Regions from separate parts of the Homo sapiens genome. Here region 2 is linked to region 1. Evidence: chromatin contacts called from ENCODE Hi-C or POLR2A ChIA-PET data. All regions are on one chromosome and are shown on one strand. Each heading gives the region's core, a stretch centred on a gene start or an enhancer-like site at or near the end of the contact. The rest is flanking DNA. Distances are from core to core; before and after follow the strand shown.

Region 1 (7,168 bases), core at 3,764-6,263:
ATTTTCATGGATGGTGCAGAGCTTCAGATATTTTAAACAAAGGGTCTGATCCTATAGCTAAGCCTCATAGTACAAAGCAGTGATTGACAAATGTTTAATGTCTTGAGAATTATTGAGTACCCCAGGAGTTTTTGTGTAGGTTATGTCTGTTGATATTTATTATATTAGAAATTAGAACTGGCTGGGTGCAGTGGCTCATGCCTGTAACCCCAGCACTTTGGGAGGCAGGGGCGGGTGGATCACTTGAGGTCAGGAGTTCGGGAACAGCCTGGCCAACATGGTGAAACCCCATCTCTACTAAAAATACAAAAGTTAGCCGGGTGTGGTGGCATGCGCCTGTAGTCCCAGCTACTGGGGAGGCTGAGGCAGGAGAATCACTTGAACCTGGGAGGTGGAGATTGCAGTGAGCCAAGATCATGCCCCTGCACTCCAGCCTGGGTGGGTGACAAGAGTGAAACTCTGTCTCAAAAAAAAAAAAAAAAGAAAAAAAAAGAAAAAGAAAAAAGAAATTATAACTGAGAAATATTACTCAATTTATTTAAAAAATAAAACAATTACATGTTAACATAAATAACATTTCTGATGAAAAACAAATATAGCAACAAGAGTAGTACCATCTTTCATTTTTGCAATTCTTTTTAATGTCTGGCTTGATAGCAGATAACCGGATTATCTTACCTGCTTCTGCATTCAATCTATTGTGATATGCTGTTTTGGCTGACACAGATATAGAAAACCTGGCCTCACACAGTTACGGAATTGAAAAAGAGAAGAATGTAAGAGCCATTTCAGGTAATTGTGAGTCTTCTCTGATACTGCACCCACACTTAAAAAAGGTTAGTTGTAATGTGGCATCCGAAACCATATCAATGAACTTCTCCATATTCTGTGACCTAAACTCCTCTGGTCCAGCTCCCATTTTGTAGGCATCTTTACCCATGCCTGATTTGTTACCACAACGCATTAACCATTCGAGAAATACCAGTTCCCACGGTTATGCAGATCCTCCAACTGTTGACACTTCGCACTTTACAATATCCAAAAATCACATCCACTAATATCATTATCTCATCAGAAATACATACACTGAAAAGCTGTCAAGCTCAATGACAAGCTCAATATAAGTTTTTCAAAATGTTCATTTTTGCTTAGATGTGTAATTTGTATCATTGGCAATAAATGCACAGAAGTGGTTTTCCTTGAAGTGGCTGGCTCACTCCGCTTAGTTTGAGAAAATGGCTGCCAGGTGACCAAGTCTGACTTATGTAGTTTGTCAGTGATTCTTTTAAGCAAAATGGTGTTCCTTGAAAAAAAAGTGGTAATTTACGTCACCAATTAAACAATTATACAAGTACTTTTCCTCAAGATCACCAATATCCTTTATATGCACATGTTTTCTGTGTACCAGGCTTCTGTGTTTTTTTTGGAAAAAAGGGGAGTGCACGGCAGTGAAGATGACATAGTGCCTGTTAGGACCGGCAGTGCCGTTGCCTTGATTCATGCCGAGGCTCCAGTGTGGTGTGCTGTGGTTTTTCTACAACCAGTGAATGTCAGCACAGTGAAAAGGGCAAATATTAGTATTATTATCAAAATCATGGTGACCTTGTGGACCATGGAAATAATCTTCAGGACCCCCAGGGACCCAAAGACCACACTCTACCAACTGCTGGTGCAGAGTAAGCACTGGCATCTAAGAAGGCAATTTCCTCATGGAGAAACTCTCCAGATGCCAAAAAAGGCAAAGATTTTCCCCTGGAAGTGTTTTATATCTTTAGTAAAGCTCTGTAATAAATACTTCAGAAGTTTAGTGCCAGAATCAAACTATTTAATTAAATGTTTAAAATAATACAATAATCAGTTCGATTTATTCCATCACAACGAATATCTTATTTACCTTGTGGACATATTTTAAAGATTAAATGAGATAAAAAAGCTCTATGCCAATTAAGGGCAGTTTTATATAAAACAGAATTAAAGTTTTCACAAATGTCAGCATTAGAAGAACGCTGAATGAACATCCAACCAAACCCTCTTATTTTATCAATGGAGAAATAAAGCTACCTGGAGACAGATTTTCATCAAATGATCATGTTCCCATTTTAGATATTTCATTCTGGCAGGAGTGTGGGGGATGAACAGGAGATGAAAATGAAGGCCCATGGCAACAACAAAGGTGAGACATGGGGGGCCACCTGATCTGTGCAGACAGGATGGGAAAGAGTGGAGGGGTACAAATATATTAAACTGGTGGGTCGGGCGTGGTGACTTACGCTTGTAATCCCAGTGCTCTGGGAGGCCGAGGTGGGTGGATAGCCTGAGATCAGGAGTTCGAGACCAGCCTGGCCAACGTGGTGAAACCCTGTCTCTACTAAAAATACCAAAAAAAAAAAAAAAAAAAAAAATTAGCTGGGCGTAGTGGTGCACACCTGTAGTCCCAGCTACTCCGGACACTAAGGCAGGAGAATCGCTTGAACCTGGGAGGCGGAGGTTGCAGTGAGCTGAGATCGTGCCACTGCACTCCAGCCTGGGCAACTGAGTGAGACTCTGTCTCAAAAAAAAAAAAAAGTGGTGATTGGATTTGTTGGTTGCACTGGGGAGAGGGTCCCAGGTTTTTGTCTTGTGCAACTAGGTATATCACAGTGTCTGTCACAAAAATAGTGGAATCTGGAGAAGAGACAGGTTTACTGGAGAAAGAATTGGTTGCATTTTGGATAGGTTAAGTGTGAAGTGCCTGTGGGACATGCAGGTATAGTTGGCGATATGGGTTTGTGAAGCATGGAGAGAGGAACAGGATGGAGCTCGAGTTGAGAGCCAGGAGCAGATACAGCAGGGGGAGCTGATCAGCCAGGGAGAAGTAGGGTCAAGAAACGCAGAGTGTTCAGGGAACGACAACACTCAGGCAGGCCTGTGAGCAGCACTGAAAACCAATAGGCATTTTGTTATTAGAAGGGAAACCAGGAGAAAGTAGTGGCACAGAAGCCAAAGAAATAAGAGGTTAGAGAGAGAGAGAGAGGGCGAGTGAATGTATGTTACAAAGTTCTAAATGTCCCAGAGGGAGGAGAGGGAGAATGAAAGGTTATCACAAAATATTAAATAACCTTAAGGGACCAAGCCAAATAATAAATGTATTGAGGGCAATTAGCCAAATGGAGGTCACTGGTGGCCTTGCTGAGGGGCAGATGGCAAAGTGGCAGTGGTGGTGGTGAGGATATGGTGCAAGGGCCCAGATGGTAAAAGAAAACACTGGCTTTGAGGGGGCTGAAGAAGGAATGGGGAGGACTTCTCTTTCAAGGAGGATGGCTGTGAATGAAACACAGTGGAGTTTACAGATACACAGACAGTCCTCGACTTACAATGGTTTGATTGATAACTTTTCAACTTTATGGTGGCACGAAAGCTATATGCATTCAGTAGAAACTGTACTTCAAGTACTCAGAAAACTGTTCTGTTTTCCACTTTCAGGCCGGTATTCAGCACATTACAAGACATTCAACACTTTATTATAAAATAGGCCCTGTGTTAGATGACTTTGCCCAACTGCAGGCTAATGTAAGTGTTCTGAGCATGTTTAAGGTAGGCCAGGCTAAGATGTGATGTTCAGCAGGTGAGGTGTATTAAAATGCATTTTAGACTTAGAATATTTTCAAATTATGATGAGTTTATTGGGATGTAACTCCATCCTAAGTCAAGGAGCATCTTTATAGGGTTCACAGAAGAGGCCAACTTATTTCTAGATGCTGGGATTCCTGAATATTTTAAACCTTCACTTGCCTTATTTCTAGGTAACTATATCCAGAGTACCCAGAATAGAGTAACGCTTTTTTGCCAACCAGCTCATGATATGAAAAGGAACTGCCTCCTTACGATGGTTGAACGGGTAAGGGAAGAAAGCTATTAGTACTCTTCCAGCCCATTCTGTACCTGCTCTTTTTCTAAGCTCTGCAGTCAAACCTACATGGGATCCCATAAAGACTTTGTCAACCAGCCAGCGGTGGAACTTGAGGCAACCTCTCTGAGCCAGAGTTAGCCTGTTGGTAAACGACAATGCCTGCCTTAGGAAGTTGTAAGAATAAGCAAGATAATGTGTTTAAAGTACCTGGGATACAGCAGGCATTTAATAAATGAGAATTTCCCTCCAGTCCAGCCTCATAATAAAGCAGAAACAACAAAAAACTCTGCATCTCTAAAAATGACCAGAAATCATGTTATTTTCAGAAGGCCTTGGTACTATTATCACCCAAATGCACCGAGGCCAGAAATGAGCAGAAAGCTATAGTTGAAATCAGAGGTTTCAAATAGTGACTCACGAGTGGGAAGCATGCTATTTGCAGATGTTTCTCTTGGACTCACACAAGTATTTAAGATTTTCAAAATTAGCTGCTAACATTTAAAAATAGGGAAGTTTCACATAAATAGATCCCCAACTTCTTTCACAAAACGACTGGCTTTGGAAGTATTGAACCTGTGGCCCTGGGTCTAAATCTTCATGAAACACATAGTACTTGCCTAGGAATCAGGGAACAGTTTCTAGCTGTAACATTAATTGAGCAAATTGCTTTTCTCTGGGTCTCTCTCTTTTTTTTTTTTTTTCAAAGTAAGAGTTATCACTGTTCTAAAACAATAGTTCATTTTTTAGGTAAACAAAGTAAATCCGAGGACAAAAACATGGTAAAACTTCTTGAAATCACACGATACATACAGGTAACCAGGTAGTAGAAGGCTTTCAAAATGGTGCAGAATATATAAATATTGGCTGCACAAAAGATTATCCAAACTACAGGTATCAATAAAAACACCATGATGATTCAGAAAGAGGAAAACCCTCTTAAAATGAACTACTGTATGCCTAAATACACAGGAAGGTTTAAGCTTCCCATTAGATGTGGCACATGCAGACTTGTCCCATACTCATCTGCTCTAGAAAGTTCCCCATTTCCACATTCTCATCTTGTGGTTTTTGAGGAGGTTGAGCATACCACGCCTCATCCGTGGAGGCTTTCTGCTTGGCTGGCTTCAGACAAAGTTACCATTAACTCCCCAACCTGCAAGAAAATGATTTGACACAAAGGATTCCAAAATGTCCTCCTCTCCCCCTACAAGCCTGCAAACAAATGGTACAGGAATGAGGCCAGAAAGGAATCCCCCGCCTACCAGGCCCCTGAATTCATTTACCTACCTCAGAGCCCATTCAGAGAAAGGGGTGGGACAGGGAACAAGAGATGCTTGGAGGCCAAGTGGAGTTTGGGGGTCGAGCGCCACATTACAAGATTTGACAGGCCTTTGCGAGCCCTCAGCTTCTTTGTGTCTCTCACATAATAGAGAAACACAAAGTGAGCAGCACACGACCTGTGGTTACACCCTTGGACAGAGCACACTCTTTGCAAATGCTAATAGTATTGTAGCATCCTGTCACCCGGTAACACAAAAAAGGATGTTGATTTTCACATGAACCAGAACAGGCCCATTGTACACAAGTTTGTGACCAACTTGTAGTACCTGCACATCAAAAGGCCAGCCAATCATAGAGTACACAGCTGGCGAAACGTACCAACGGGGGGCGCCCAATGGGGAGAGCATCCAGGTCCAAATGCCTCACTCCACCAACAGGATAAGAAAACAATGCTTTTGACGCGAACAAAATTACACTCTCAGAATCTTGATTCAGCTATGACCAGAGCAATGAGTATAATTAGCAAGAATGTGAATGTCTCAGATGTTTTGAGAAATCTGAATGTATGAAAGTGGGAGTGGCTTTGTGATGGTACCAACAGCCTATGAAATGGCAGAGGCAGCAAATGGCAGGCATGTTCAATTAAGCATTCATATTAGAGATGTTCTGATACGGGTAAAGATAACTCATACAGATTTTGGCATGAAAATCTGTCTTTCGGTCCTAATAGTCTTGGGAAACCAGACATATCTCAAGGCAAGAAAATTAAAGAATGTACATGAGATACCTGGAATATAAGTTTAGTAGAAATTTTAAAGAATTCTGCTAATAGCTTTTCCTTCAAAATAATTTTATTGGGGGTGGGGCGCAGAAAGACACTCAAAAGTAGTAATTTGGGCCAGGCTAGGTGGCTCACGCTTATAATCCCAGCACTCCGGAAGGCTGAGGTAGGAGGCTTGCCTGAACTCAGAATTTTGAGATCAGTTTGGCAACATATTGAGATCTCATCTCTACTAAAAATTAAAAAAAAGATTAGCTAGGCATGGTGGTGTGTCCCTGTAGTCCCACCTACTCGAGAGGTTGAGGTGGGAGGATCACTTGAGCCCAGGAGGTCGAGGTTGCAGTGAGCTGTGATTGTGTCACTGCACTCCAGCATGAGGGACAGTGAGAAACCCTGTCTCAAAAAAAAAAAAAATAGTAATTTGGAAAAAGAAAATATTCAATCAAGTTTTTAAAAACTGAGGAAAGAGCAATTCCATATTTTAATACTTGGACTAACTAAAAAAGATTGACAGAATCTGCACAGGATAAAATGAGAGAATTAACATTATTAACATGTTGAGAATTGCAAAGCACTTGTTTTTTACACCTAAAACTTAAGGCCTGGCGTTAACATGAAATTAGAACCTACTGAATCTCATCTTCTTGTCCACTAAGGTCTCACAGGCAGCCACACATCTCTGCTGATAGTTCCATTCTTGCAATGCAACAATAGCCTCATGTAATTAGTAAAGACTATCATAGGCCATTTTTGTTATGAGTTAGGTCATTTTGTACTTTCTAGGTATATCATGTGCCCTAATGTGCTCCTAATATCATAAATGTTTACTTTCCGAAAAGTATTTCTGAAAGGGAGCATATTTTGGAAAGTGCATAGGCTTGTAATCATACTTGTTTTCAAGTTTCAACTTTGCTATTCAACTAGAATAACCTTGTGCAAAACCTGAGCTGATTTTCTCATCTATAAAATGGAAACAATACTTTCTGTGATAATGGGTGCAAAACACAAGGTATACTGGTTTCTTTGCTCTGGATTCAAGTTTTCTTCTTAGTTTCAAAATTTTAAAGGGAAACCAAAAATGTTTCATGGGACCAATCCTTGGCAAGATAGGATATTGACCGTTCAAAAAGAATTCAGTGGAGTTTCTCCATGGATCCCAAAATGCTGCTGGCCAGTTTTAGTCTACTTTGTAGTGTTCTGAGTCCTGCTCAGACCTT
Region 2 (6,721 bases), core at 3,675-6,174, 600 kb before region 1:
AAATATGTGTTCAAATCCAGGAATGGCTTTAGGGATTCAAGAATGAAGCTGGAATCCCGAGTCCTGGTGACGATTCCCTTCATGACTTGATAATTGGCCAATACTTAGTAACTAAACCAGGCAAAATGCACCTATGACTGTGACTGAGTCTGGAAAGCTCTGTGCCAGGGCAGGACATGGATATGCAGTCACAGCGTGACACAGATTACTGAAGTACAAGTTGGTGTCTTGAGGAGTGCATAACTTAGAAGGCTTGGGTTCTACGTCAGGCTCACCTGTGGTAAGCTTGGGCCAGTCATTTGCTTTGTGGAATTTCAGCTTCCAGGTTTGGGAAATGGAGCTGTTAGACCTTTCCCTACTTAGCTTATAACACTGCCACTACTTCTACTACCAGCCAATCTATGTATCCATCCATCTATCCATGCATCCATCCATCCATCCATGCATCCATCCATGCATCCATCTATCCATCCATCCATCCATCCATCTATCCATCCATTCTTCCATGCATGCATCCATCCATCCATCCATGCATCCATCCATCCATGCATCCATCCATCCATCCATCCATGCATGCATCCATCCATCCATCTATCCATCGATCCACGCATCCATCCATCCATCCTCACCACCACCATCAGTATCCTCATTTCATTTTATCAGCATTTCTGGCATGGCCTATATTCAAACCAACAAAATTCCAGTCCAATAAAATAATTTGGACATGCCTAACACTTACTGTAAAGGAATTTGGCCTGAGAAAATAATGAAGAAAAACTGTATAGAGAGTAATTAATTCTCCATACATTGGATATCAAAATCTTTAATCTTGGAAGATTAAATCTTGGAAGTTCTTTTCAATGAAGTCCAAAGGTGGGTTCATGCCACTGGCTTGGGGGAGCCAGAAAAGTGTCTTGTAACTTCAGTTGCGGTGAAAGCTGCTGTGAAAGGCAGCTTCAGATTTCCCCTGATGGCGGGCAGCCCTGCCTCTGTGCCCAGCCCTATTAACTGTTGGCCTCCCAGTTGCTGAAGCCAGCCAACAACATCCCCTGCCATTTGAAGTGCTTATTGGAAAAGCAGATTTCATCTTGGCTGGAGCTCTGAGCAGTTCCTTGTGTGGGGTACTCCCCAGGGCTGTAATTGAACACAAGAAAGCGTCGGCCTACTTTTGGCATTCCTGCTTTCATCTCAAAGACACATTTAAAAATTTATATTTAAAAAATGTCAGGGAAAGGGGCCAGCATGGCTCGTGTGGCCACTGGTGCCAGAACACCCAACACAGCCGCTCCAGGAGCAAAGGCTGCGGAGGATGAGACAGGAGAATTAGGACCATACCGTGTGGCAGTGCTCCATGCCCAGCTTCCGGGAGCTTGCCTGTGTGGCCTGAACAGTGAGGTGCTTTTGAGGCTGGGCCTCTGTCTGATCTAGGCTTTGCAGAGCAGGAGTTTGAGGGTTCAGATCAGGTCCCCCTCACAGCAGTCCAATTGGGTGAGAATTTTCTAAAAGCTGGGGGAAGAGGGTAGTCCAAGACCTACTTGGACACTCACCCCAGGGTCTGGGCAGCCTGGCTAGCAGGAGATGCACTGTCTTCCCAAGCCCCACCTGTTGTGCTGCTGCGGAACGTGGTTCCAAGGGCTTCTATCTACACTGGTGACTGTGGGTGGGAGAAAACCACTGAGGAAAAAGACCTACTGCTCCTCTGGCAGGATTCTGAAAACAGTAGGTGTCTAACGGATGTATGTTAGCTTGCTCTCACATGTGAAAGGATTGCAGTTAAGCACAACGCAACCTTTTTCTACAGCTCTTAGTAAGATCTTCTCTAGGGGCCATTGTAAAGCTAAACCACGAAGCTTCATGGAGGGCTGAAATAAGATAGCATACACTCAGAAGCCTGGTCTCTTAGGGACCACCCGCTTCCCTGCACAGGGTTACTGTTGCACTGTCAGCTTGTGGCCCACTATGACCCTCTTAATCTTATTCAGGAATTTTTGTTTATAGGGAATCATCATTCTGTATGCAATTGGCTTTCCCTCTGAGTGCAGGATCCTGCACTTATTTTACACTAAGATCATTGATAGCTTGTGTTTTCTAAAAAAGAAAAAAAAATTGCATGCCTTACAACAAAGAAAATACATTCAGTAAGATTATTAAAATAGTTATCTTATTTTCAGGACCACAGGAAGAAGGAGGGAAGTAAATATACAAAACCTAAAACTGTTATTAAATTTAACTCTGAGGCTCTTGGCAGCCAAGACAAAAATAAAACAGGGAAAAGTAAGTGGATTTCTTAGGAGAGATAAAATTCACCTGGCTTTTGAGCTCTAAAAGAGATTTCCTAAGGGGCTCCTGTCAAGTGATACAACAGACCAGTGGGTTGACCCCAGTTTTATGCAAAATGGCCAAGTAGTTTTCAGCTGGATTTTTTTTTTTTTTGTCATGACCCTTAACCAGCATTTAGGGCATCGTAATGACTAGTCTGGGAAGTGAAAGTGATCTTGAGGGGTAGAATAGAATATAGGAAACTCCAAGAGAACTGATAGAATCATCTGGCCTGTTCATCATGCATTCCATACTTAAGGGTACTTTGAGTAGGATCGGGGGCAAAAAAGAAGAAAGGCTAACTGCAGAGGTATAAACATACAAGACAGGACATGTCTCAGGAATCATTAACGCTGCACCACACCACTACCCCACCCCACCCAGCAGAAAATGAATCGCCTCATGAAATCAGTGAACACCTAAGTTTTGGTGTTGGTGTTGATGTGCACGTATGTGTGTGTGTGTGGGAATGTCTGTGGGTATGAATGCAAGTCCTCTTCCCCTAGCCCAGCACAGCCCCCACCACAGAGCAAGAGAGCAAGGCTGTCAGCATCCTGAAATCAGCTCTTCTCTAGTTGATTTTGATAACCAGCCAAAAATGCAGGATCTTTTCAAGGCCTGAAGATCATTAACTCTTTGGAAGAACAACAGGAGAGTTTTTGAATGCTGGGACTGACAGCCTGTTGGTGATAGGCTTAATTACTCCAATTAAATATTCAGGAGCAGAGCCAGGCAAGCCAACAGAATTAGGGGAAGGAATCTTTGCTCCACGGCTGCAGAATTCCGTGCTAGACGGCATTGAGCTTCTCTAAGATGAACACTAGGTTCCCAGGCTCCCAAAGTCCTGACTTTTGATGGTATTTTCTCCCCTCTGGGAGGCACTGACTGTAAAAGATTTATCATTAACTGAGGACCTAGTGTGTTCCAGGGCTGTGCTAGGCCCTGGAAGTTCTGACAAACAAGTTCCCTTCTATGGAGGAAGTACAGGAATCGATTTCCCCACCCCACACTTATAATTACCAGACAGTGTAATCCCATGTGGGATAAGAATTAATAGGAAATCAAAGTTAATTCTCAAATTCTACTTTTCCCAGACTGTGGGTTTTCTTCCCTGGAACCGCAGGCCCAGTTTCTTTCTAGATCATGACTGGCACCATCACTGACCTTTGGGGTGTGGCATGACGTTGGCATATACGCTGTAAGTTTGGTTGCCACAAAGTCCCTTCTGAATTCTAATAATGGGGCCTTTCCTTCTGGGTGGAAAGTTTCTGCCATAGCTGGGGTGGGTCGAGCGTGGGCACTGAGTAGCCTCATTGGTGAGGGGTGGCTGCCCTTGCATTCTTCTGCTCAGTGGCCTGAGGATCGACCCCTGATAAGCCACTGCCCACAGCCACAGGACAGGACAAGCTTCCTGACCCATGTGGAGATGGAATCCATGCCCTATTCTCCTTTCATCGGTGCTCTAGCTAAATGAGCAGCTGACAACCCCAAACTTTATCTCACAGCGGGGACTCTCTGGCCTGTCCGAGATCTGCAAGTGGGGGGGATGGAGCTACAATCTGGGTCATGTGTTTATCTCTAGCCTTGGGGTCTCAGCCATTTCCCCCACAATACTTCAGTGTACCGCCATGCCATCAGCATCAAGAGGTGCTACAAAGAGGTTTGATTTTGTTCTTTTGCAATACACAGCAAATAATTTCTTTTCAACCCAGTTGTTCTTAATTATCTTCTGCCTCAAAACACCTGGAGGATTTTTGGTGCAGTCCCTGGTACCAGCAACAGCATCGCCTAGGAACTTGTTAGAAATGCAAATTCTGGACCCCACCCCAGGATTACTGAATCAGAAACTGGGGGTGGGAACAAGCGGTTTGGGCTTTACCGGGCCCTGCAGGTGCTTCTGGTGCAAGCTCATCTTTAAGAACCACTGAGTAAGAAGAACTCACCATGACGGGAGTTCTCGGTCAGGAGAGGCTTCCTGGGGCGTGTGCCAGAATCTCTAGAATTGAGGATGGGAGTGGCACACAGGTAGTTTGAAAAAGCCACTAAACTCATTATACTCTCTCCCCTGCCACCTTACCCCATTCTGAGAATCATTGATGTAGAAACTGATTTTGCATTGGAGGAAATGTCTCACCCAACTGCCTCCGTGTTTTGATGACTTTTTTTAAGCTTCAGAAAGTTCATTACACCATTGGGGTGACTTGTGTTTCACCTCAGATCTCCTTTCATGGTTGTATACAAAGAATTAATTTATACAAGCTGGGGCTTAAAAAGGGAGAAGTTTCCCCACAGTGGTTTTGTCTCGTTTGGCTTTTGCTGATTAGGAGTTGGTTGGGTCAAAGGTCCACCCTAGGAGCTAGAAACCCACCCTCGAACCATGTACCCCCTTGCCAGCTCCTGGGGCAGGGGTCTTCTGGCCCCAGCAAGTGCTCAGGTTAGGAGGGGCCCATGGATGGTCAGGAACGGCATGCTGCTTTGCTCATAGCCAAGCAACCGTGCGCATCTGCATGAGGATTTTTTTACAAGTTTCTTAAAGGAAACAGATGTCAGCAGCCTCTTTTTCATTGCCCGCAACAGGGAGAAGACACACCTAAGTTGTCTGAATTGCTTGCAAACAGTGGTAGATGTGGGCATTTTTTTTTCTCTAAAAAGATTATATTTGGGAAGCCACCCCCAGCATTTGAGGGGATGCTGGGCGTTTTAACAGTAAGGAGAGTTTACTTTAATCCACCTCATCTCGCTGCGATCTGCAGGTGTTCACGCTGCTTCTGCTTGCCAGGAAAACAACGAGAGGAAGGAGACTGGCTTCTTAGAAAGCATGTTTTCCTGTGGAAGCGGCCCACAAAACCTGCTTATCTGGGTGACAGGCTCCCCCTTCTCAGAAGGTGGTATTTCCCTTGTGGCTACACAGGCAGGAAGCAGGTGGCAGGGAGTGGACCCACAGCATCCCCCACAGCGGGCCCTGGGGTTGCCACCAACCGTGGCTGGGAGCTACTCTCCTTGATTGCTGAGTGGCTCTGTGGCTCTGGGGGCTGGAGTCAGCCGATGTGCTTGGCAGATCTGGAGGGTGGGGTCTCTGCTGACTGCGGCTGCTTGCTCTGGGAGTGGATCGGGGACTGATCCACTGGCCCAGCAGGAGCCTGGCTGGATCCCTCTTGCCCTGGGGGAAGGGAAGCCCGTTGTGTCAGGAAGACTCTGCCTGAACTCTGACCTTTCCCCTCACTAGAATGCAAGCCCCACAGGCAGCAGATCCTGTGGGTTTCATTCACTCAGATATCCCAAGCATCTTGAAGGGTGCCGGGCACACACTGGCTTCTCAATACATGTTTATTGACTAAATAATTGGATTCCTCTCCCATCTTCCACCCGCCAGCCTCCTCTTAAACATGACAAAGAATCCAAGGACTTGTGCTGGGGCTGTCAGCTGCTATTCTGGTGCCCTGGGGACGAAGAAGGGATCTGGAGGGAAGACTGTCACCCTCTTGCGAATGTTTCCAAGAAGCAGCTCAGCATGGGAGAGAAAAGGGGAGATCCCAGTTCCAGGAACACCTGGCCAGTGTTTCACCTGTTTATCGGAGTTGACAGGACCAGCCAGCCCTTTCCCACCTCTCCCCATCATGATGGATGGGAGCCTGGCCTTTGAGGTAAGAACAGATGGGGTTACAGACACTGGCCTTTGAAGACATCTGGAGCGACTGCTTCTCTGGCAGTTCACTTTTAAACCGGCACTTCACCCAGAAGTTGAAGGACCATCTGACAGATGCATAAGGGGTTTGGTGTTGAAGAGAGTTGGGCTAGAGAGTGTCGCAGAGCCCCGGGACTCCTGCGGGTTTAGGATTCTGGCTGAGGGAAGTGTGGCAGGGGCTCCCCACTCACAGGCTCCAGGCTGTGTGATCCGTGGCTGAGGACCCAGACCCTTAGACTTCAGGCACCCTGCAGGGGGTCCCATTTCAGGCAGGACTTTGCCTCCACAGCCCCACAGCTCTGCCTTGGACCAGAAGATTCCAAACAATTTAAACTACTAGTCATACTGATAGAATACTAGTAGTTTGCAAAGAAAAATATTCCCTGGGCCTTGAGGAAGCAGTTGAATTGTGATGGTGCCTATGAACATCCTAGGGCCATGTGTTGTCATTTTCAAGCTTCCCCTCTGCCTAGAGGTGACAACCCTGGTCCCGTGGTGCCCTCCTTAGTGAGCTTGGCAACAAATATGACAACATGAGGGTCACTAGGAAAGAGAAAAAGAGCAAAGAATAGATACAAATGTGATAGGGTACCCTGGTCTTCAATTAGAGAAAGCTGGTCATTTTACAAGAAGCCCTAAGCCTAGCCTCTTCTAAGCTCGGTGAGAGAGGCAAGAGCAGGAAAGAGACTGGCCAGAGGTCGCCCAGGGACCCAAGGA

The links. Hi-C counts contacts between places; a loop is a spot of excess contacts on that map. ChIA-PET counts read pairs that join two places held with the same protein, here RNA polymerase II (POLR2A). Pooled maps may share reads with other maps.
Region 2: a loop to region 1 is called in a pooled map, with 2.3 times the contacts of the local background. The contact joins two enhancer-like sites. A Hi-C loop is called at or near these places in 2 of 50 pooled maps. POLR2A ChIA-PET finds 5 or more read pairs at or near these places in 3 of 52 experiments (H1, OCI-LY7 and activated B cell).

The regions. Positions count from the first base shown.
Region 1 is chr3:193,700,301-193,707,468 of GRCh38, reverse strand. No RefSeq gene overlaps it. Among named protein-coding and RNA genes, the nearest start is that of OPA1-AS1, 77 kb to the right of the region's middle. RefSeq lists an enhancer at 5,278-5,337. Within about 2 kb of position 5,013, at least 2 of the 41 ENCODE cell types and tissues checked have a DNase peak (open chromatin) inside an H3K27ac peak, as active enhancers do.
Region 2 is chr3:194,304,999-194,311,719 of GRCh38, reverse strand. LINC00887 (long intergenic non-protein coding RNA 887) reads left to right here. Exons shown (of 3, transcript NR_024480.1): 2 at 5,693-5,963. Among named protein-coding and RNA genes, the nearest start is that of LINC00887, 4.4 kb to the left of the region's middle. RefSeq lists enhancers at 2,306-2,355, 3,909-4,058, 4,569-4,808. Within about 2 kb of position 4,924, at least 5 of the 41 ENCODE cell types and tissues checked have a DNase peak (open chromatin) inside an H3K27ac peak, as active enhancers do.